2 separate regions of the Homo sapiens genome follow, and region 1 is linked to region 2. Evidence: chromatin loops called from intact Hi-C (ENCODE). Cell type or tissue: dorsolateral prefrontal cortex. All regions are shown on one strand. Links, peaks and the distances in the headings refer to the core of each region. The heading gives the core; the rest is flanking DNA.

Region 1 (10,693 bases), core at 991-8,990, 230 kb after region 2:
CTACTGACTTCTTGATCTTGGACTTTCCAGCCTCCAAAACTGTGAGAAGTACTTTTCTATTGTGTATAAATTACCCAATCTCAGGTATTCTCTTATAGCACAAACAGAATAAGACAGAGAGATCAGACCTCTTTAAATCTATGAAAAATAGTCTCCCACATTGATGATGAAAATAAGAATGATTATGTTAATGATAATGTTTCAACTTCAGTAATCTCTAATGATTATATTACTTTAAAATTTTCAAAGCACTTTTGTTTTTCTTTTGGATAAGACAGACAAAGGTTAAGTAGGTTTTCAGTGAAATAGTATTTGACTCAATGCTGAGTATTTACTGAGTATCGAGTCACATACTTTATACTCATTATCTCATATAATCTTCATAAAATTCCTGTGTGGTAAATATTTCATGCTGACACATTGCACTGCTCTAGAAACTGCCAATCTCATTACCAACGGTGAGAAAAGTGCACCCAGGAGTTGTATAACTCAACTCAGAGGCTCAGAAGTTAACCATTGTCCCAAAGGACAGGACTTGAACCCAGGTCAGTCTTATTTTAGAATTCATGCTCTTAACTACAGCTAAACCCCATCTTATAAAAGCACCTGTAATCTCACCTCTTGGATGCATGCTTATATTAACACCATGATATATGTACCTTTATATAAGTTTTTATATAAAATTTCATCTTTCTCAAATGTTTTAAGAGGAGTATTACATTTTTATTTTTGTATTTATTCTTACTTTTCTATTCCATCACCCACACAATTTCTAGAGAGGTTGCTGGAGGGCTTAATTCTTTCTTCCATGAAATAGCCCACATGCCACACTCCCAGTGTCATAAAAATGAGTATCTGTTGGGATTTTGTTGTGTCTTAGAAAATTAAAATCTCCCAGAAACTTATAAAACCATGAAAATCACTCATGTGATTCTAAGTCTGAAGTGCCTCAGGAAAAAGGTCATGAGCTATTTTAAAGCCTAAGAAAAGGAATAATTGTGTTAAGCTAAATGAGAGGTTTATTAATTTTCTCTCCATACATTTCTTCCTCCACTAGTGTGTATTTTTTTCCTTTTTCCTCCCCTCCACTTTTCTCCTTTTCTGCTTTTCCTACCTCCACATTTACCCCTTGTAACCAAAGCTATACAAGTATCTACTGCTAAGGAATGATATATATTTTTGGTTATTTACACCATAGTCTGTTCTTTGAGCCCAATTCGAACATTTATGGAATAGAGATCATACCCCTTTAAATCTATGAAGAATAGCCTCTCAAATTGACGATGAAAACAACAATGATTATGTTGATGATAATGCCTCAACTTTAATATTACCGAATGATTATATTACTTTAATTTTTTTCAAAGCACTTCTGTTTTGTTGGATAAATAAGGCAGATATGGGTTAAGTAGGTCTTTAGTGAGATAGTATTTGATTTCATTCTTGCTGAAGTATTCTGTGTTAAGCTCATCCTAAGTCACTGCAATATCTATCTGTAGGTACTGAAAATGACAAATACAAAAAGTTCAGTTTCATGACAGTCTTGTCTTTCATGAACTACCTGATGTTAATAAACCCTCGTATTTCCATGGTATGAATTTGTGATATATGTTCTCTAACATTAACCTATTTATCTCACCACATTCACATAATTCTTTTGGATAGCAAGGGAGTCTTCTTAACAACTTAAATTACCCCCAGTGTATAAGTTTTGGCCAGTACAGATGTTGAACTTAAGCTTTGCTCGTTTGAAAAGGTCTCAGTAAATCCCAGCTTTTTATGTGAGACACACTATGAGAAAAGGAAAAGGAATGGGAGAGGAAAGGAAGAATTTCCTAATATTACCATTTCAAGACTTATGGTTATGAAAAGAATGAGTCATTGCTCTCCTCTCATTATCATTCTTGATGACTCCTTTTGGATTTATAACTGAAAACGCAATAGTGCGGAGCTCTGGTAGAGGTATTTCTAATGAGCTTGTGGCCAGTGGTCCTTAAAAGAAGGTCTTCCATGCGGACCAATAGAGAAACGCTACACCTGTCCAAGTGATTTCTCCTGGGAAATACCTAAATGCACTTGCATGCTTTTCACTTATTTTGGCATTTATACAAATGTATGCAATTTAATATTTATGTGTATGTATTTTTTTGCCAAGTAGGCACCAGTAATTTAATAACTAAGAGTCTTTAACACTGTACTGTATATAAAACAGAAGCTCAATAGGTGTTTGTTCATTGAATAAAAGGAAGAATTCTCTCAGCTTTTTCCCACAGTAAGCAACAGTCACATTTCAGAGTAGAGCAACAGCCCCTAAGAGCTTCTTTTCAGTATTTTGTCAGCTTGTTAGCCCTGCTGAAAACTGTCACAGGCTGCAGGCAGCAACAGAGATGACAGACTTCTTGCATGGAGATGAATCCACACCCTCAGCACAATCCCTGAGGGAGCTAAACGGGAGGAAAAATGGGTAAGAGCTGGGCACTCCTCCCCACTTAAGTCTGAGTGGTGAGATTATTAATCATTTTAAAGTCAGATCTTTATGCTTTTCTATGTGTTCTACAAGTTAACATGTGTTATTTTATAAATGGAAAGGTTGTTAATTAGGAGGGAAATATGAAATAAGGCATCCATTGCCCTCTTCATTAATAAACAACAAAATTAAATGTGCTTATTTTTTAAAAAATCCTGTGTTTTACTTTTGTGTCAGAACCACAACTGGACTTATTCTAATTTGTTTTAACAAGCAATAACTGATTCCCTGCATAATTATTTCAAGAAATGAGTTTTTAAACACATTTAAAATGTTTTTACTTATTTCACTAGTTTTGGGGGAACAGGTGTTTTTTGATTACATGGATAAGTTCTTTAGTGGTGATTTCTGAGATTCTGATGCACCCATCACCTGAGCAGTGGTCACTGAGTTATCCTTCACCTTCCTCCCACCTTTCCCCGCCAGTCTCCAAGTCCATTATATCATTCTTATGCCTTTGCATCTTCATAGCTTAGCTCCCACTTATAAGTGAGAACAGACAATATTTGGTTTTCTATTCCTGAGTTACTTCACTTAGAATAATGGTCTCCAACTCCATCTAGGTTGCCGTGAATGCCATTATTCCATTCCTTTTTATGGTTGAGTAGAATTGTAGTATACACACACACACACACACACACACCACATTTTCTTTATCCACTTATTGGTTGATGGGCATTTAGACTGGTTCCATATTTTTGCAATTGCAAATTGTGCCACTATAAAGGTGTGTGCAAGTAACAGACTTAAAAATCTTTTTATAACTCATTACAACTTTCTTATTAAGAAGAAAATCTCATTTTAGTAGCTATAAAATATTTTAAATAATCCTGATATAATCCAGAGCATATACTAAAAAGAAGGCATAATTTTATATAAGGTATTCTTATCGTCTAAGACATATGAGGAAACCTTAGAGCAACTTATTATGGTAGGACTAATTCATAAATCATTAAACATTCCATGTTGATGAATAGAACATCTAATGATTACCTTTCCATTCTCAAAGAAGAGAAAAATGGTGACCTTGTAGTTTCAATTCCAGAGAAATAGTGATAACATACAGTTTCATCAAAACGTAAACCTCCAATCAACATGTTAAAAAATAAAAGTAGCTCAGGACTACCCTAGTTTGTAACTGTTCCCTTAAGGTAGATATATAATACATTTTTATATGCCCAAAATCAGTAATGAGTTTTAATTTTAATTAGCTTCATACCTTATCAAGGGAAAAGAGCACCATAAAACCTTAAAGGAATGTTAAATAGGTCGGCTCAGATTAACATCAAAACACTAACTGCTTTGTGCTAAATATTAAACTTATCTTTTACATTCTGTTTTCAGCCAAGTCATGCAACCAGTTTTATAATGTAAAGCAGGCTTTTATTTTTATACTTTCAAAAATGTATGAGGGTTAATAAAAATGTTTGAAGAAAAGACAAAATTAAAAGAAAAAAAGTGGATATAAATCCCTCTGTCACGAATGATAAAATTGAAGTAGTTGGTAACATTTGGCCCCGTTTCCTAAGCTCCCCAGCCTTGTAGAAAGCTTTGCATTTTGGCCGGGTGCGGTGGCTCACGCCTGTAATCCCAGCACTTTGGGAGGCTGAGGCGGGTGGATCACCTGAGGTCAGGAGTTCGAGACCAGCCTGGTCAACATGGCAAAACCCTGCCTTTACTAAAAATACAAAAATTAGCTGGGTCTGGTGGTGCATGCCTGTAGTGCCAGCTACTTGGGAGGCTGAGACAGGCAAAGCACTTGAATCCAGAAGGCAGAGGTTGCAGTGAACCGAGATCCGGCCATTACACTCCAGCCTGGGCAACAGAGCAAGAGTCCGTCTCACAAAAAAAAAAAAAAAAAAAAAAAGAAAGTCTTGGCATTTCGTAATTTGGTAGCATAATGGTGTTTAAGAAATTGAGCTCTGGAGTTAGACTGCCTCGTTTAAATCTTAGCTCTCCTCTTCGTGTTGTGTGACCTTAGACACAGTATCAAAGTTCTCATTGCCTTGGTTTCTTTATAAAGTGGGGTTAATGGCAGTCCTACATTTTTAAAGTTATGGAAGTTATATATGTAAATATTTTAGTATAAAACTTGGTATATAGAATTCAATAAATTTTAGTTATAGATTACTGGTTACTTGTGATTGTTCAAGTAAAAACATGTATGCTAAAATTATTCCTAACTCTGTTTAAATGTAGTTAGTATCACTAGTGCATAAAAAAATATACACATGATTTTAGATATTCCCCTTCCTGAAGTGGAGGCTATCTTCTTTTTCTCAAGTGTGAACTAGACTTAGTAACTCATTTCTAGAAAATGGATTAAAGTAGGAGTAATGATGTGTAACTTCTGAGACTGGCTCATAAAAGGCATTGGGGCTTTGTCCTTGCCCTTTCTCTGGGATCACTCAATCTGGGGAAAGTTAGCTGCCATGTTATGAGAACACTCAAGCAGCCCTGTGGAGAGTCCATTTGGCCTCCTGCCAACAGCCATGTAAGTGAGCCTTTTTGGAAATAGATCCTTCTGTCCACTGTCAAGCTTTCAGATGACTGCAGCCCAGGTCGGCATCTTCAATGCAACCTCATGAGAGATCCTGCTCAGGAACCACCGTGCTGAGCTGCTTCTGGATTCCTGAGACTTCAAAAATGTGTGAGATAATAAATGTTCATTGCTTTAAGCCACTATACAGAGGGTATAACTTTGGGGGTAATTTGTTACATAGCAATAGATAACTAATACATGGTCTTGTGTTATTTGTGTAATTTGGACTAGGAGAATTAAACCTAATAATGACAGGGCATTTAAGGTGTGAAAAAGCCAGCCTAGGTGTTCAGGTTAAAGTTGCCTCAGGTCCTGTCCCCAGAATAAGAGCTTGGGTTAAAGTTGCCTTTCTGGGCGCTGTTCCCAGAATAAGAGCTTCTTAACAACAAGCTCCATTTCCCTTTAATGACCTGGATTTTTTTTTTATTCCTTTCCTTTTGCCTTGTCTTGATATTCCCCACACCAAATTATATTCCCTCTGACTCCTTCTCTACTTGGAGTTATCAATTGTGGCCTGAAAATGTTCATGTGGCAGATATTTTACATTTTTTCTGCTGTCAGGTAAAATTGTTTGAATTGATAGCATTTATTTCTTCTAATTTTAATACATGTTCACTGCAGAAAAATTGGAAAAATAGAGAATAGGTTAAAGGATGAAAGTAAAGTTATCAGTTATCTAACCACCCAGAGGTAGCCACTATTAATACGTTGGTTTTCTTCTTTTTAGGATTTCTATATGTTTATCTCCACATGTACCCAAACCTGTGTAAATTAAGATACTATTAATTTTAGGCTGTTGTGGTGTTCAACTTCTTATTTAAAATTTTCTTCTGCCATTTTTTAAGAGTATAGATTTTTAATGATTGTACATTATATCATGTTATTATCTACATAATATATCATAATCGATTGTTGATCACTTACTTAATGTATTATTTTTTTGCTATTGTAAATTTATGAATAAGAGTTCCTCAAAAAATATGAGTGTCAACGTGTATTATTCTCATCTCTTTCAATTGATCTTCATGGAGATTTACTTTTTTACTGTTGTTTTGTTTTGTTTTGCCTATAAATTTCTACAGAATGGGAATCCTCAAAACCCCTACTGTGATGGCATTGAGGGGGTCATGGAGGCTTATTACAGGAGTCTGAAATCTGTACAACTATATGGGCCCACCAACTTTGCTCCTGTAATTAATCATGTAGCAAGGTAAGTAGAGAGTAGACAAGGTGCTTATTCTGATGTACTGGAACATGGTGAACTCATAACATTGTTGCTAGCATGACTCCACACATGAAAGTTGTTTTCTTCTAGTTTACCTCCAAGAAAGTGGGGAAAAAATGTATGTTAGAAAGAGTCTCTATCAAACGATCATGATACTTTGCTGAGAACTGTACATTAAAATATCAAGTGAAGAAACATTTGCTGGGTTATGTTAGGAACTATCTTTGTTCAACTAAGGAAAACATTTTCTTAGGAAAAGGCATCCATGAGGAAAATAACAAGATCAATGGTGATGCCAACTGTGTAAATCATTCTTATCTAATATCACATTCCATAATAGTAATAAGTAGCATAGAAGTAGTAAGAGACTGAATTCTATTAGATGACTACTTGAAGCTGTCAACGACATATAGGGCACATTATTTTAATCTCTCTGAAATGAATATAGTAGCTAATTTATAAATTCCCAGAGCTCTACCTGTATATGGTACATAGTACTGAGATCAGAATATAATTGCTTATTACTCCAAGTACATGTTCTGAAGAAAATGTTAAAATGTTAAAAATAAATCTATACATACTTATCATTTTTTCGTTAGTACATAAATGAATTAGACAACACTTTTTAAATCCCTAGAAAGTTTGGCCTATGTAAATCCTATGACACCCTGAATTATTTTGAGATAATTAGAAATTGCATATCCTTTCAAATATGTAGCCAGAACTTGAAAAAAATTATGTATTTTGGTCAGTTTATCAAGTACAAAGGCAATGTGAAACCCCAGTTCTCTGAAGGTTCTAGTACTTTACCATCTTCCCTAATGAATATTACCGGCAACTTCAGTGTGCTCTACTTTTCATTATCTGGGACACGGACAAAATGCTAAAATATCCCTTGCACCCAGGGCTGACCCCAGTGCAACTTCCCTGTGGAACTCCAACTCAGGTTGACAGTGATACATTGATGACTTTTCTCTGAGTGTGACCCTTCGGCTTGAATTTTTCGGACAAAATCATCTGCAATCTCTACTAAAATATGAATTTTATTAATATATATTAACCCTGTACATACACAACCCCCCAAAAAAGTTACTCATGAAATGGTACTTAGTCTTACCTGTTTTATCTTTATTTCTATGGCACCTGTTCTTCTCTATTTCTCTTTTCTTAAATACAATCTTGGCCCCCAAAATTGATCTCACAATCCATTAATGGGTCATTACTTGCAATCTGAAAAACATATCCTAGCTTATTATACTAGCCGATGTAAGTAATGTCATATATACTATATATTGATGGCAGTCAAATAAAGCAGAATATAATACCATGCTAATGCAAGATAAATTATAATTGATGGCCACACTACCCTGCAGATCACTTTTTTATAAAAAGATAAGAGAAAAATGACAAGAATTCTTTTGTATGAACTCATGCTGGTTATTAGAAATGTGTTCATCAATGCTTACCAAGTAATTTCATAATTTTTTCTGGTATATATTTATAGTAAAAGTTAAAGTGATAGATATAAAATATCTAGGTGCATTTCTATATACATTTAAAATCAAAGGCTCCACAGTGTTCTATTGCGATTTTTTGTTTTATCTATCATTTTGTAAGTTCTTGAATATAGGAGCACCTGCTAGTGAAAGCTTTCAGACTCCTTGAAAATAAACTATGATCTAATAATTCTTTATTATTTTTTACATGAGAAAATTAAGAAAAACAGTAAGAGATGGCTATTTAAGAGTCATCTTTTCCTTCCAATACAATATAGGAAGTTCCATGTATACATTTCTTAGTATAAGACCACAAAAGAAATGCTTTTATCCTTTCATCTTTGAATTTTATGTTTAATTGTATTTTTAAGCTTGTATTGAGACAGACAATTTCTGTCTGACCCAAAATTATCATTCAAAAAGTTTAACAACTAAGCAGACGAGGTACTATTTTTTTCTCTATTAAGAGAAGCGCCATAGTTATAGTGTGTGTGACCTCCATTTATGTAAAATTCTTGCTTTATATAACTCTTAAAAGCTTATCAACAGTACTTAGCATCATACCTATTATGTAGGAGGTAAGTATTCAACAAATGTCTAAAACACAAATTCTGTATATGTTAATATATTATCATTAAAAATTATTTTTAGCAATGTCAAAACAAATATATATTCATACTTTTTATATTGGCTTGATATTATTTTCCTTAAGTATATTTTCTATGTGGGTAAAAGCTCAGTATTTATTGTCATTTTCTAGAAGCATTTTAAAGAATGCTTACTCTTTTTAAGAATAACAATTTTAAGCACGTTTATTTTTAGGATTCATATCTATGTATCTCTGATCTGTTTGACTTTTTAGGTAATATTAATGAGGTAACAATATTGTAAAATAGACAAGACTCAAAGCATCAAATTTATAAAATTTGAAGGTTTTATATGCTTTTTTTTGAGGCTTTCCAGCCCCTGCTTCTGATTTCTTGCCTTTCCAGTCCTCCTTTTCCAGTGCTCTCTGGGGAACAGCATTTCAAATGATGTAAAATCCTACTCAACATCTGTTGATGCCTTGTCATAAATTTAAGTGCAGACGGTTTAGCTTGGCATTCAAGAACATCCAGTATTCAACCAGCACTCACCCATCCAACCTCATTTCCACATTCTCTCAAATGTACTGCACTTCAGTCACAGAGAATCTCTGCTTCTTCTGGTCTATGATATCATTCCATGCATGTGTCTATTACTAATTTGATACTACTCTGTGGTTACATGTAGATCTTTTCCACATTGAAGGGAGGAATTATTCATTGTGACATTCATATACATGCACATATATACATATAAAAATAAAAGCCACAGTACTTTGGATATACTGAGATATCTGTACCCATTTGTTTAATTAAATTATCTGAATACCACATGAGGTTTTGTTTGTTTGCTCTGTCGCCCAGGCTGGAGTGCAGTGGGATGATCTCGGCTCACTGCAACCTCTGCTTCCCAGGTTCAAGCAATTCTCCTGCCTCAGCCTCCCAAGTAGCTGGGATTATAGGTACCCGCCACCATGCCTGGCTAATTTTTGTATATTTAGTAGAGACAGGATTTTGCCATGTTGGCCAGTCTGGTCACAAACTCTTGACCTCAGGCGATCCGCCCGCCTTGGCCTCCCAAAGTGCTGGGATTATAGGCGTAAGCCACCACGCCTGGCTGAGTTCATTTTAATTAACAAAGTTATAATAGGAAACTAAAGAACCTTTTTGGTTTTGAGACAGAATCTCTCTCTGTCACTCAGGCTGGAGTGTAGTGATGCGATGTCAGCTCATTGCAAACTCCACCTCCCAGGTTCAAGCAATTCTTGTGCCTCAGCCTCCCGAGTAGCTGGGAATACTGGTATGTGCCACCACACCTGGCTAATTTTTGTATCTTTAGAAGAGACGGGGTTTCGCCTTGTTGGCCAGGCTGGTCTCCAACTCCTGGCTTAAGTGATCCACCCGCCTCAGCCTCCCAAAGTGCTGGGATTACTGGCATGAGCCACTGGGCCCAGCCTAAATACTCTTTTAAATGATAATGCTTAGCCAATCTTAATGACCTATGGAAATGTGATTGTGATTAACACCTACTGTATCAGTCAGGGTTCTCCAGAGAACAGAACCAACAGGAGACATATAGACATGGACATAGATAAAATATAGAGATATATTTTAAGGAATTGGCTCATGTAATTGTAAGGGATAGCAAGAATGTAATTTGTAGGACAGGTTGGTAGATTGGAAACTCAGGTAGGATTTCATACTGCAGCCTTACGTGAGTATTCCTTTTTTTCTGGGAAACCAGTTTTTGCTCTTAAAGCCTTCAACTAATTGGATGAAGCTCCTTTACTTAAAGTCATTTGATGGTAGGTGTTAACCATATCTATAATCTTTGATTAAATAAGTGGGATTTATAGTCTAGTTGACACATAAGCATCATCATCCTACCTACTAAAACAAAGAAATATATTGCCATTATGTTGTAAATTGACAACAAATTTAAATTCTGAGAAATAATTTTAGGTTCTTGCAGATATGAACTTAATACTATGTTGAATGTCTAAAATACTATGTTTAAATCTTATTAATCACAATAGAAAGAAAAATATTTTTAAAATAATGGTTTTTGTGGAATGCAGTTTGAATAAAATGGAGTTTTAAGCATCCCCTGATTAATCTGTTTCCTCTTGTATATGGTGTAAACCATCTTTACATTCCTGTTCTTATCATTTAAAAAAAATTTCTATTCATCTAGAATTCTTCATCAATAATTTTAAGTAATTTGAAATAAATTTAATTTGTTGGTATATTATACCAGCTTAATATTTCAAAAATAAACTAATATACTAATGAAAATTTCAAGTATCTTTTCAGACTATT
Region 2 (10,693 bases), core at 1,348-9,347:
CACCACAATCAAGGTTATCATTATAGCCATCACTCTCCACTGTTTTGCTTTTTCAGTATTACAAATAAAGCTGCTATGCACATCCATGTATATATCTTTGTATGAATATATGTTTACTTGGGCAAATACCTAGTGGTGGAATGGCTACATCATACGATCATATGATGAGTGTATGTTAAACTCATACATCATATGACCAGTGTATGTTTAACTTTTAAGAAACGTCCAGACTTCCGAACTGTTTTCCAAAGCGGCTGTATCATTTTACATTTCCACCAGCAGTATATAAAAGTTCCAGTTACTCCATATCCTCACCAATACTTGGTATAGCCAATTGTTTTTATTTTAGCCATCCTAATATGTGTGCTCTAGTATCTCACTGTGATTTTAATTTGCACTTTTATAACAATTAATGATGTTGAGCATTTTTTGAAGTATTTATTTGCTGTCTGTATATCTTCTTTGGTGAAGTGTGTGTTCAAACATTTTTTCAGTTTTTCAAATTGTGTTGTTAGGTTTGTTATTAAGTTTTGAGTTCTTTATATATTCTAGTCATTGATCAGATATATGTTTTGCAACATATTTCCTCTCCTATGTGATTTGTCTTTATTCTCTTAAGAATGTCTTTCAAATAATAAACATTTTTAATTTTGATGAAGTCCAGTATATCAGTTTGTTCTTTTCTGTATCAGGCTTTTCTGCCTCAACCTCCCAAGTAGCGAGACTTACAGGCTCCCACTACCGTGCTCAGCTAATTTTTGTATTTTTAGTAGAGATGGTGTTTCATCATGTTGGCCAGGCTGGTCTCGAACTCCTGACCTCAAGTGATCTACCTGCCTCGGCCTCCCAAAGTGCTGGGATTACAGGTGTGAGCCTTTGCACCCAGCCAAACTTTACAACATTCTAAGGGACTCACTTGTGAAATAACAATTTAATTATTTGAACTTTCAATAAAGAATATTGCATCTGTTATCACAAAATTATGGTAAATTTAACAGCAATTAACTTTACTATGAAAAACTGTTTTGTGAATTACAAGTTTTGCCTGAATCTCTTGGACAGTTAGAGAAAGGTCCTGTAGTATTTTAACATTTTCTAATTAAAATAATTATTTTCAAATATACCAAAAAGCCTAGGTTAGCTCATAAGAATGTCAATTATAACAAGTTACTAAACACCCAAGATTTATATTCTTTTTTTCCTCTCTGTCTCTATTTCCCTAGTTTCCAGCAAAATTTTTACTTTTTTGCATGGTTGCACATTCTAATTATCCACGCAGGAAAGAAACCAGAGCAGACTCTGACCACATACTAATTAATGCTTATCTGCCCTGCTCTAGCAGCGATCTAAATCAGGTTTGGAAATGAGGCATTAGTTCCTCATACATCTGGCTATAGTAGGCCAGAGGGGATTGTTCCTATATGAGGTCCTCAGCCATGCAGTTGCTTACTTAAGAGCTATTTTCTGGATTAATAGCATGTGAAGCAGGGTGGGCTTTATTCTCAAGACAGCACAGCAGGAGCTACAGTTGGGCTTCTAGGACATTTTGGTAGAAGAATCTGAAAGACAGTCCTTGGATGATTACAGAAAATCTTTAGAGGATTCTGTAACATTGGTAACTGCCCAAGAAAAAGAGTGAGGCAACCCACAGGGACAACAAAAACAAGGCAGAAATGTGGCCTTTGCAGCTTCTACCACAATGATCCCATTGACATCTTTCCCCTTAATAGCTTCTTCTTTTTATTTAGTGTCTTGATGCTGTTTTTTGTTTGTTTTTCTTTTCCTGTTTGTCCACGTGCTTCTTCCCAACTTGTTTCCTTGGTAGGACCTTTCTTTGTCCTTCTCTCCCAAGGCCAGATATGCATTATTTTTCTTCTTTTCCTTTCTTTCCTGGAGTACTCACCAAAATGCTTGGCATCAACTGCTAATTCTAAGCTATTGATTCCAATATCAACAATCTTGTCCTCTCACCAGTCCCAAATGCCTGTTGGACAGTCCATCCAAGTGCTCAGCTGTTGCTGAACTAAACATATCAAAGTGAATTTAGATACTTTTAACAGTCCTTGGCCACATAGCACCTCACTCACATCGGTGTACACTGAGTGCAAGGGACAATCAATGAGTGAGACAGATGGACCCCTATGCCCTTGAGGCTCAATGACTAGCAGGAGAAATAGGTATTAAGCAAATTGTCAAACAATGCTTATTCTAACTATGATAGTTAAAAGTTATTGCTTATTTTGGGCATTTAGGAAGGTGTCTGTAGACGCAAAATATTTTCGACTTCATACTCCTTTTATAAGAATGTATTTTTTCTTGTATTCTTTTGAAAAGTTTCAGAATTCTTTATGCCTGCCCTTTCTGATTCATTCTTGCAAATGGATTTCTTTCAGCAGTCTTGAAAAATCAAACTCTCTGAATTAGCAAATTTAGTGAAAAGCTACTTAGAAGACATTTTTGATAAATTTAGAGGTTGAAAATATTTATAAAAAATAAGTCTTGTTCTGTACTTAATAATCATGAAAAAATATCCCTGTAAAATTCTTATGGACAGGCCCCTTTCAAAGACATCTGGATTTCAAGGAGTAAAGGCTTTATTCTAGGAAGTCTCTCAATGTTAGCTGGGTATCATTGAGTAATTATATTCAAATAAATGTCTACAACTCTAGAAGAAACATACTGCTATTTTCTTTATTAGATAAAGGAATCCTCAGATTTCATATATGTCTCTTCTCTATGCATTAAGTTGTCCTGCTAGATTCATTGTTTAAAAAGCAATGCAAATGAGAGTATTTATTGAACACTTCCATGAGGAAATGACATTTTAGGTAGGCCATGAGGACTGAATAGGAGTTGGCCAAGTAAGACAGAATTAAAAAGAAGTACAGTTTAAAAGCTTTGAGAAGGAGAGGGGCAAAGTAAGTTAGAATAGTTCAAGGAAGGCTGTGTGGCTGAACTGTAGTGAATGTAGATGCCTCTTAGTCATATAAGCTACATAAGTAATTTTAAATTATTACTTGGGAGATAGGTGACACTTGGAATGCTCCTCTGGGAAGCTTACGTAAGAAAATAGAGCCAGAGGGTTTAAACCATCACCACCAAATTATGGTCATCACTATAATCAGCATCACTACTCTCATTTTAAGTGTTAAGTGCTAAATGAATTACATACATTTTCTCTAATTTTCACTAACTGTATATCACACATAATGGTATCATTTAACAGGTAAGAATACTGAGACTCAGAAGTACCTGAAAAGACTTTGTTGAGGTAGTGACATCTGATTTGGAGCCAAATATGTAAGTGTTAGCGAAAGAGGAAGGCAGAGAGGAGTATTACAGACAAGGAGAGTGGTATGAACAATTTAGGAAGGATTTTGTCAAGATCAGATTAATGTTTTATAAAGTGCATTCTAGCCATGGAATGAAGAGAAGATTGGAGGAGGGGACTGGAAACAGGGAGACAAGGTAGGAGAGTGCTGCATTCACCGGGGTGAAAGATGACCATAGACTAAACTAATGTCTACCATTAATGGAGTGGATGAGAGAATGTGAAAGTTGAGGAGATTTAAGAAATATTTAGGAAGTAGAATAGGTTGTCAGCACAATCCAATAGAACTTTAGAGAGTAGGCTGGGAGTGGTGGCTCACGCCTGTAATCCCAGCACTTTGTGAGGCCGAGGTGGGCGGGTCACCTGAGAACACGAGTTTGAGACCAGCCTGGCCAACATGGTGTAGCCCCATCTCAACTAAAATACAAAAATTAGCCGAGCATGGTGGCATGCACCTGTAATCCTAGGTACTCAGGAGGCTGAGGCAGGAGAATTGCTTGAGCCTGGGAGGTGGAGGTTGCAGTGAGGTGAGATCATGCCACTGCACTCCAGCCTGGGTGACAGAGTGAGACTCCATCTCCCAAAAAAAAAAAAAAAAAAAAAGAACTTCAGAGAGTAAAGGAAATTGTCTATCAATAGGGTAGCCCATAGCCAAGTGTGGATATTGAGCACTTGAAATGTATTAGGTTGGTGCACAAGTAATTGCAGTTTTTGCCATTACTTTTAATTGCAAAAACTGCAATTATTTTTGCACCCACCTAATTGTGCAACTGAAGAACTGCATTTTAAATTTTATTAAATAGCAATTAATTTAAATAGCCACTTGTGACTCATGGCTACTCTACTACAGTTCAGAATTGTATAATTTTAGATTGCTGAAAGTTTTACATATCCTCACTTTAATTACAAGATCTTTTAAGATAACTTTGTGCTGTCTATCCAAATTTGCACACTTCTTTGGTGAGTTTGGTTGTCTTTCTACTGTGCAAACATATGTAGTACTTAATTTTACTTCTATATTTACTTATATTGTAACCCTTTTCTATATTGGTCAGTTGTCTTTTTTTACCTGTTGGAAAGTGTCAAGTCCCATTTTTCCAGGAAAGTTTTAATAGCTTGTCTTTCTCATTAATATGCCTTCCCTTGAGCATCAATTACATTAGTCTATATCACATTATCTCATGACAAATCATTGCTTACCTCTTGCTCTTTCATATTCTTTATTGGTGCAATGAATTGAAGCTGGGTCTCACACTAAACTCTAAGATGCTTGGAAGGAGGGAAGATATCCTTCATGTCTTCTATATTTCTTCCTCCACCCCCACTGTTCAGCCTATAGTTGGCATAACAGCAATTCTTAAAGACAAATACTTGCTCACTACTCTGAGCCTACTCATTACAATGTATGCTACGAGATTTCTGGTTCCTTAAGTGTATTTGTTCTTTTCAATTAGAAAAAGTCTAAACTAGTGAAAAAAAAATATGAATGTCTTTTTTTTTTTTAAAGTGGGGGATACATGCTATTTTAGCCTCTATTGACTATTTTAAGTAGGTAGTCCCCAAGGATGCCTGCCATCAATTCCTTCCCTCATAATACGTGCATGCTGCTCTACCCTGTAAGTCAAGTCAGCCACCCCGCTCCCTCCAACTCCTTACAGTGGCCTTGAGACTTGCTTTGACAATTAGAAATCAGTGACACTGTGCCAATTCTGGGCCGAGGCTTTCGGAGACCTGGCAGCTTCCACTTTGGCTCTGGGAAAGCCAGCCACTGTGTTGTGGAGAAGCTCAGGAGAGACTCGAGAAGGAGGAGAAACCACAGAGCAGCTACTTGGGGGAAAGGCACTGAGCTGCCAGACATGGGAATGAAGCCTTGTTGGATTTTCCAGTCTGGCCAGCCTCTAGCTGAATGCAGCCATATGTATGACCCAAACTGATGCTACATGGAGCAGAACTGCCTGGCCAAGCCGTGCCCTAATTTCTGACCCAAAGAATCATGAAAAAGAGTAAAATCATGTTGTTTTGCATGACTAAATGCTGGAGGGCTAGTTATGCAACAATAGATAGCTGAAGTATTATCATTAAAAATAATAGAAGATTCAGTTATAGTAAAATAACTAACCTCCGTTTGGTCACCTTCCTGATCTACACTCTCTCTTAACTCTTGCAAGTTTATGGCCTCCCTTTACTGAATAGCCAGTGGGTGGAGCCAGTTGACTCTGTGATAATGGAAAACAAATATCCAAACCAACCCAAGACCTTCAAAACATCATGTGAAATAAATTATATGCTTAAATATGAAGTGTGAAATTCTGAAATTGAAAAGATTTTGCATTCTATGTGCTCTCTTAAGTGTAAAATTTACTTTGGAAACATTTACTTGAGACTAGGTTTACCTAAATAATCATACATGGTCCCTTAGAAAAGTGTTACTTGATTAAAATATTGGATTTACTGTCCCTAGACACTTATTCATGACAGATCTTAACTCTGTTATTATTTGTAGTATTTTAAAGTTGATTTTAAAAGTGATAGTCTTCCGACTGTCTTAGCTATTAGCAAGGTGGTAATTTATGAGGTTGGTGAGACACTGATCTTACTTGGTCACGAAGGTAACTTTAAGCAAACAGCATTAGTGATATTAACAATTTGAATGTTTGAAATGATTGAATTGTTTACATACTTGATCCACTTTGTACGGTTTAAAACCAGGTGGTTATTTGATCCAGAGAGAAGGCAGGTACTCAGAAAACATGTTTTGGCCACTCATCACAATGTCTTCCCTCATCTGTCACTCCCTAAAATTAAACAACTAGCCCATTTTTGCTGTGATATAAGTTTATTTTATTTTAAGCTGTGTCTTCATAGAGCAGGTCAACTAGCTAAAGTAATTATAAAGCTATCCACAGAGGTTAGAGAACTATGTATTTTCTTCAATTCCTGAGGGTATTTTAAAGGTGAGCATAGGGCAATGCTGGTATTTCTGACTTATCTTTGGCTAGGATAGTTGTTGGAGCCAATAGCGCAAATGTTCCATGATGAAGCTATACCCTGAAGAAATGCTCAGTCCAATTTGTTTTGGATTATGTGTGAGCTGATACATCACTTGCCAGGCAAGGTAAATATATTTTATCCTTATATTATAAGCATACACTGTTTCAGGGACATTCTTCAAAAAGTATGTTCCCTTCTTTCTGTTTTGTTGCTCTCATTGGAGACTCAACAGTGTTTTTTTTTTTGTTTGTTTTTGTTTTCTTGTTTGTTTGGTCTTTCTCTTCATGTGTTTTTCTCATTAGCCTCTCCTTAACCAAGCTATTTTGTAAATAAGTCCTTCTGAAAATAATGGTTAATAATCATTGAATTTACAAATTGAAGTCTTCTCTAATCTTGTGAAATAATAAAATCTCAGAAATGAAAAGAACTCCGTGATTCACAATAACCAAGATATGGCATTAATGTAGGTGCCCATCAACAGTGGATTGGATAAGGAAAATGTAGTACATATGCACCATCAAAATACTAGACAGCCATAAAAACGAACAAAATCATGTTCTTTGTAACACAGATGCAGCTGGAGGCCATTATTCTAAGAAAATTAATTCAGGAACAGAAAACCAAATACTGCACATTCTTACTTATATGTGAGAACTAAACTTTGGGTGCTCATGGACATAAAGATGGCAACAACAGACACTGGGGACTGATAGAGGGGGATGGGAAGGATGGAGGCAAACTTTGGGGAACTGTGCTCACTATCTGGGTGACAGGATAATTTGCATCCCAAACCTCAACATTATACAATCTATCTATTTAACAAACCTGCACATGTACGTCAGAGATCTAAAAGTTGAAACTATTTAAAAAACAGAGCTCGATGACTCAGTCAGTATAATCTTTACCCAATAATGTATCTCCTTGCTAACTTTTACTTGGTCTATAAGTGCCAGAAGGAGCTTTAGCTCTTAGATCTAGTACAGTGCCTAGTGCATAGCAGACATTGAATTAATGTCTGCTAAATCACTGATTCAGTGAATGATGGTTTATTACGTTATAGTAAATGTAACTTATCTTTGATTTTTAGCATATTCCAAGGGCTTTATGTTATTAATTTAAATGAATTTTAATAAATATAAACTTTTTATTATAAAATCTCCAAAATAAAAGTTTAGACATGTCATAATTTATATTTATATTATTAAAATTTATTTTTAAAAATTATATTCCTTTCTGTATTGTGCTAACTATAGCAACAGAATTTGAGTATACTTTCAAAGTTTTATCATTTAAAGCTTACTTCACTATGATGAATTTATAAGCACAGAACTTGAAAGAGTCAGCAAAATGGAAATAATAAATGTTATCGATATGTATTACTTTTCTTAGGGCTGCTGTAACAAATTACTGCAAGCCGAATTGCTTAAAACAACAGAAATTTATTCTTTCACAATTTTGAGGGTCAGAAGTCTAAAATCAAGGTGTTCCAGGGTCAGGCTCCTTCCAAGGTCTCTAAGAAAAACCTTTCCTGGCCTCTTCCAGCTTCCTGTGGTTACTGATAATACTTGATATTCTTTGCCTTTGGTGGTACAACTTCAGTCTCTGCCTCTATCTCCACATGGCCTTGTTCTCGGTCTGTATTTTTCCAAGTCTCTCTCTCCTTAAGCACACCACTCCACTGCTGACATATATTAAGGAAGACCTAAATAAATGGAAAGATATATAATGTTCATAGATCAGAAGATAAATTTGGATCAGATGTCAATTATTCTCTGATTTGTCCATAGAATCAATGCAACCCCAATGAAAATCTCAACAAGACTTTTTGTGGACCTTGTCTAGCTGATTCTAAAATTTATATGAAAATGAGAAGGATTAAAAATGAAAAAACAATTTTGAAGAGGATCAAAGTTGGAAAATTTATACTACCTGACTTTAAGAGTTATTTTAAAGCTATAGTAATCAAGACTCTGTGGCATTGGCTTAAAGAAAGACAAATAGGTAAATGGAATAGGATAGAGTCTAAAAAATGGACTCATAGATATATGTTAATTTTTGGCAAAGGATGCAAAGATTTTTCAATGAAAAAGGGTAGTATTTTCAACAAATGGTGCTAGCAAAATCTGATGACAATGTGTAAAAATGAGAACTTTGATTAGAAAAACCAAAATAAATTATAGAGATAAACGTAAAACCTAAAACTAAAATTTTAGGGGAAAGTATAGAAGATGATAATTTTTGTGATCTCACATTAGACAAATATTTCTTAGTTTTGACATCAATATTATGATTTATAATAGATAACGTTGAAGAACTAGATTCATCAAAATTAGAAACTTCTTCTCTTTGATAGACAGGAGAATGAAAACACAAGCCACAGACTGTCAGAAAATATTTTGTAAACCACATGCGATAAAGGTCTTGGATACAGAATAAAGAATTCTCAAAACTCAGAAATAAGAAAACCAACAACATAATAAAAAAATAAGTAAAATATATGAAGACACTTCACCAAAGAAGATACGTATACACATAGCAAAAAGACATAGGAAAATACGTTCAACATCATTTGTCATGAAGCCACATGAGATATTACTACACATCTGTTAGATAAGCTAAAATTTAAAAGACCATCATAAATGTTGGCAAGGATGTGTGCAACCAGATCTCTTATATACTGTTGTGGTAAAGAAAAGTAGTAAAACTCTTTTGAAAAAAAAGTTTAATAGTTTCTTTTTCTTTTTGAGACAGAGTCTCGCTCTGTCCCTAGGCTGGAGTGCAGTGGCGCGATCAATCTCCACTCACTGAAACCTCTGCCTCAGGGGTTCAAGAGATTCTCCTGCCTCAGCCTCCGGAGTAGCTGGGACTATAGGCGCACACCACCATGCCCGGCTAATTTTTGTATTTTTGGTAGAGACAGGGTTTCACCACGTTAGCCAGGATGGTCTCGATCTCTTGACCTCATGATCCGCCCACCTCACCCTCCCAAAGCGCTGGGATTACAGGCATGAGCCACCGCACCTGGCCTTAATAGTTTCTTAAAAAGTTAAACATACACATTCCATATGATCCAGCTGTTCCACTCCTAGGTACTTACCCAGAAGTAATGAAAACATACGTCCACAGAAAGAGTTGTACATATATGTTCATATCAGTTTCATTTGTAATTGCCCAAAGTTCGAACAACCAAAGTGTCCATCATCAGGTGAATGGACAATTTATAGCGCATATATACAATGAAATAAATTAAAAATTTATTTCATTAAATAAATGAAATTTATTAATTTAAAATAAATTAAAAATTTATTTCTTTGTATATATGAATAAATATTTAAAAAGTAGAATGAACTATTGATGCTAACATAGATGAATCTCAAAAGAACTTTGCTTAGTGGAAGAAGCCAGACCAAAAATACTACCTGCTTTATGATTCCACATACATAATTTTTAAAAATGCAAACTCTTCTATAGTGACATAAAGATCAGTGGTTGCTTAGAGGGTTGTTTCAGTGATGAAAGGAGGTACTGATTACGACGTAAGAAAACTTTTGGGTGATGGAATGATTCATTATTTTGATTTTGGTGATGGCTTCACAGGGAGATACATGAGTCAACATTTATCGAATGATGGATGCACTTTAAGTGCAGTTCATTATATATGTTATACCTCACTGAAGTGGAAACAAATTGGATGTAAGTATCCCACATGTTGACTACTAAAGTTCTCAAGTTTCATCTCTTCAGTAGGCTTCTGTAAAGTAAAATTCTGGTGAGCTTAAAAAAAAACCTAGATCTCTATGCCAAATTAACTTTGAGCAGCATAATAGAAATGCCTGGGGTTTTAGGGCATTTCCAAATCGCAGTAAACTACAGTTTAATTTGTAATAGGACAAGAGGAAGGAAAAAAAAAGAAGAAAAAGCGGTGGGTGGGGAAATCAGGAAAGGAAAGCAAGAAGAAACAGGGGAAGTACACTCGGCAGGGGAATCGGCAAGACTGCACCTACACACTCTCACCCGCCTCTATAGATTCTCTAGGCAGGAGGCTGCAAGTGGATTAAAATGTTACAACGCAAGGCAAGTCCTCCACCGCAAAAACTGCTCCTCCCAGACTTAGCCCAACCAGCTGGAAACTCCGTGCTTGGAGCGTTAAATCGGACGGACACCCGCCCCCTCTCCACCCTCTGCCTTCCAGCTGCGCCGCATCCTGTTCTCCGTCGCCGCCTGGTGGCGAGCTCCCGGGACCCGCAGGCGCTCGGGTGAGGCAGGAGGGAAGGCGCGGGGAACAAAGGTCCCTGCAGTGGAGGGGCGCCTCGTCTACCTCCGGATGCTTTTGCCACGACTCCGTCTTGGCACCAGTCTTGCTGCCCTGGA

What was found. A loop is a pair of places that touch in the nucleus more often than their neighbours do. Peaks named below come from ENCODE experiments on the same cell type or tissue, not always from the same donor. Only the 100,000 strongest peaks of a DNase experiment are listed, where the experiment ranks them.
Region 1: a loop joins it to region 2, with 8 times the contacts of the local background. A loop is called at or near these places in 5 of 110 quality-filtered maps.

What each region holds. Positions count from the first base shown.
Region 1 is chr12:38,681,076-38,691,768 of GRCh38, reverse strand. It overlaps CPNE8 (copine 8), which reads left to right. Exons shown (of 20, transcript NM_153634.3): 16 at 6,152-6,279. Among named protein-coding and RNA genes, the nearest start is that of CPNE8, 220 kb to the left of the region's middle. In dorsolateral prefrontal cortex, for the core only: no CTCF peak of the experiment used is centred there; a DNase peak (open chromatin) is centred at 5,016.
Region 2 is chr12:38,906,641-38,917,333 of GRCh38, reverse strand. It overlaps CPNE8-AS1 (CPNE8 antisense RNA 1), which reads right to left. Exons shown (of 2, transcript XR_007063275.1): 1 at 10,337-10,693; 2 at 7,742-8,024. It also overlaps a transcript of CPNE8 not described here. Among named protein-coding and RNA genes, the nearest start is that of CPNE8-AS1, 6.3 kb to the right of the region's middle. RefSeq lists an enhancer at 10,199-10,458. In dorsolateral prefrontal cortex, for the core only: no CTCF peak of the experiment used is centred there; no DNase peak of the experiment used is centred there.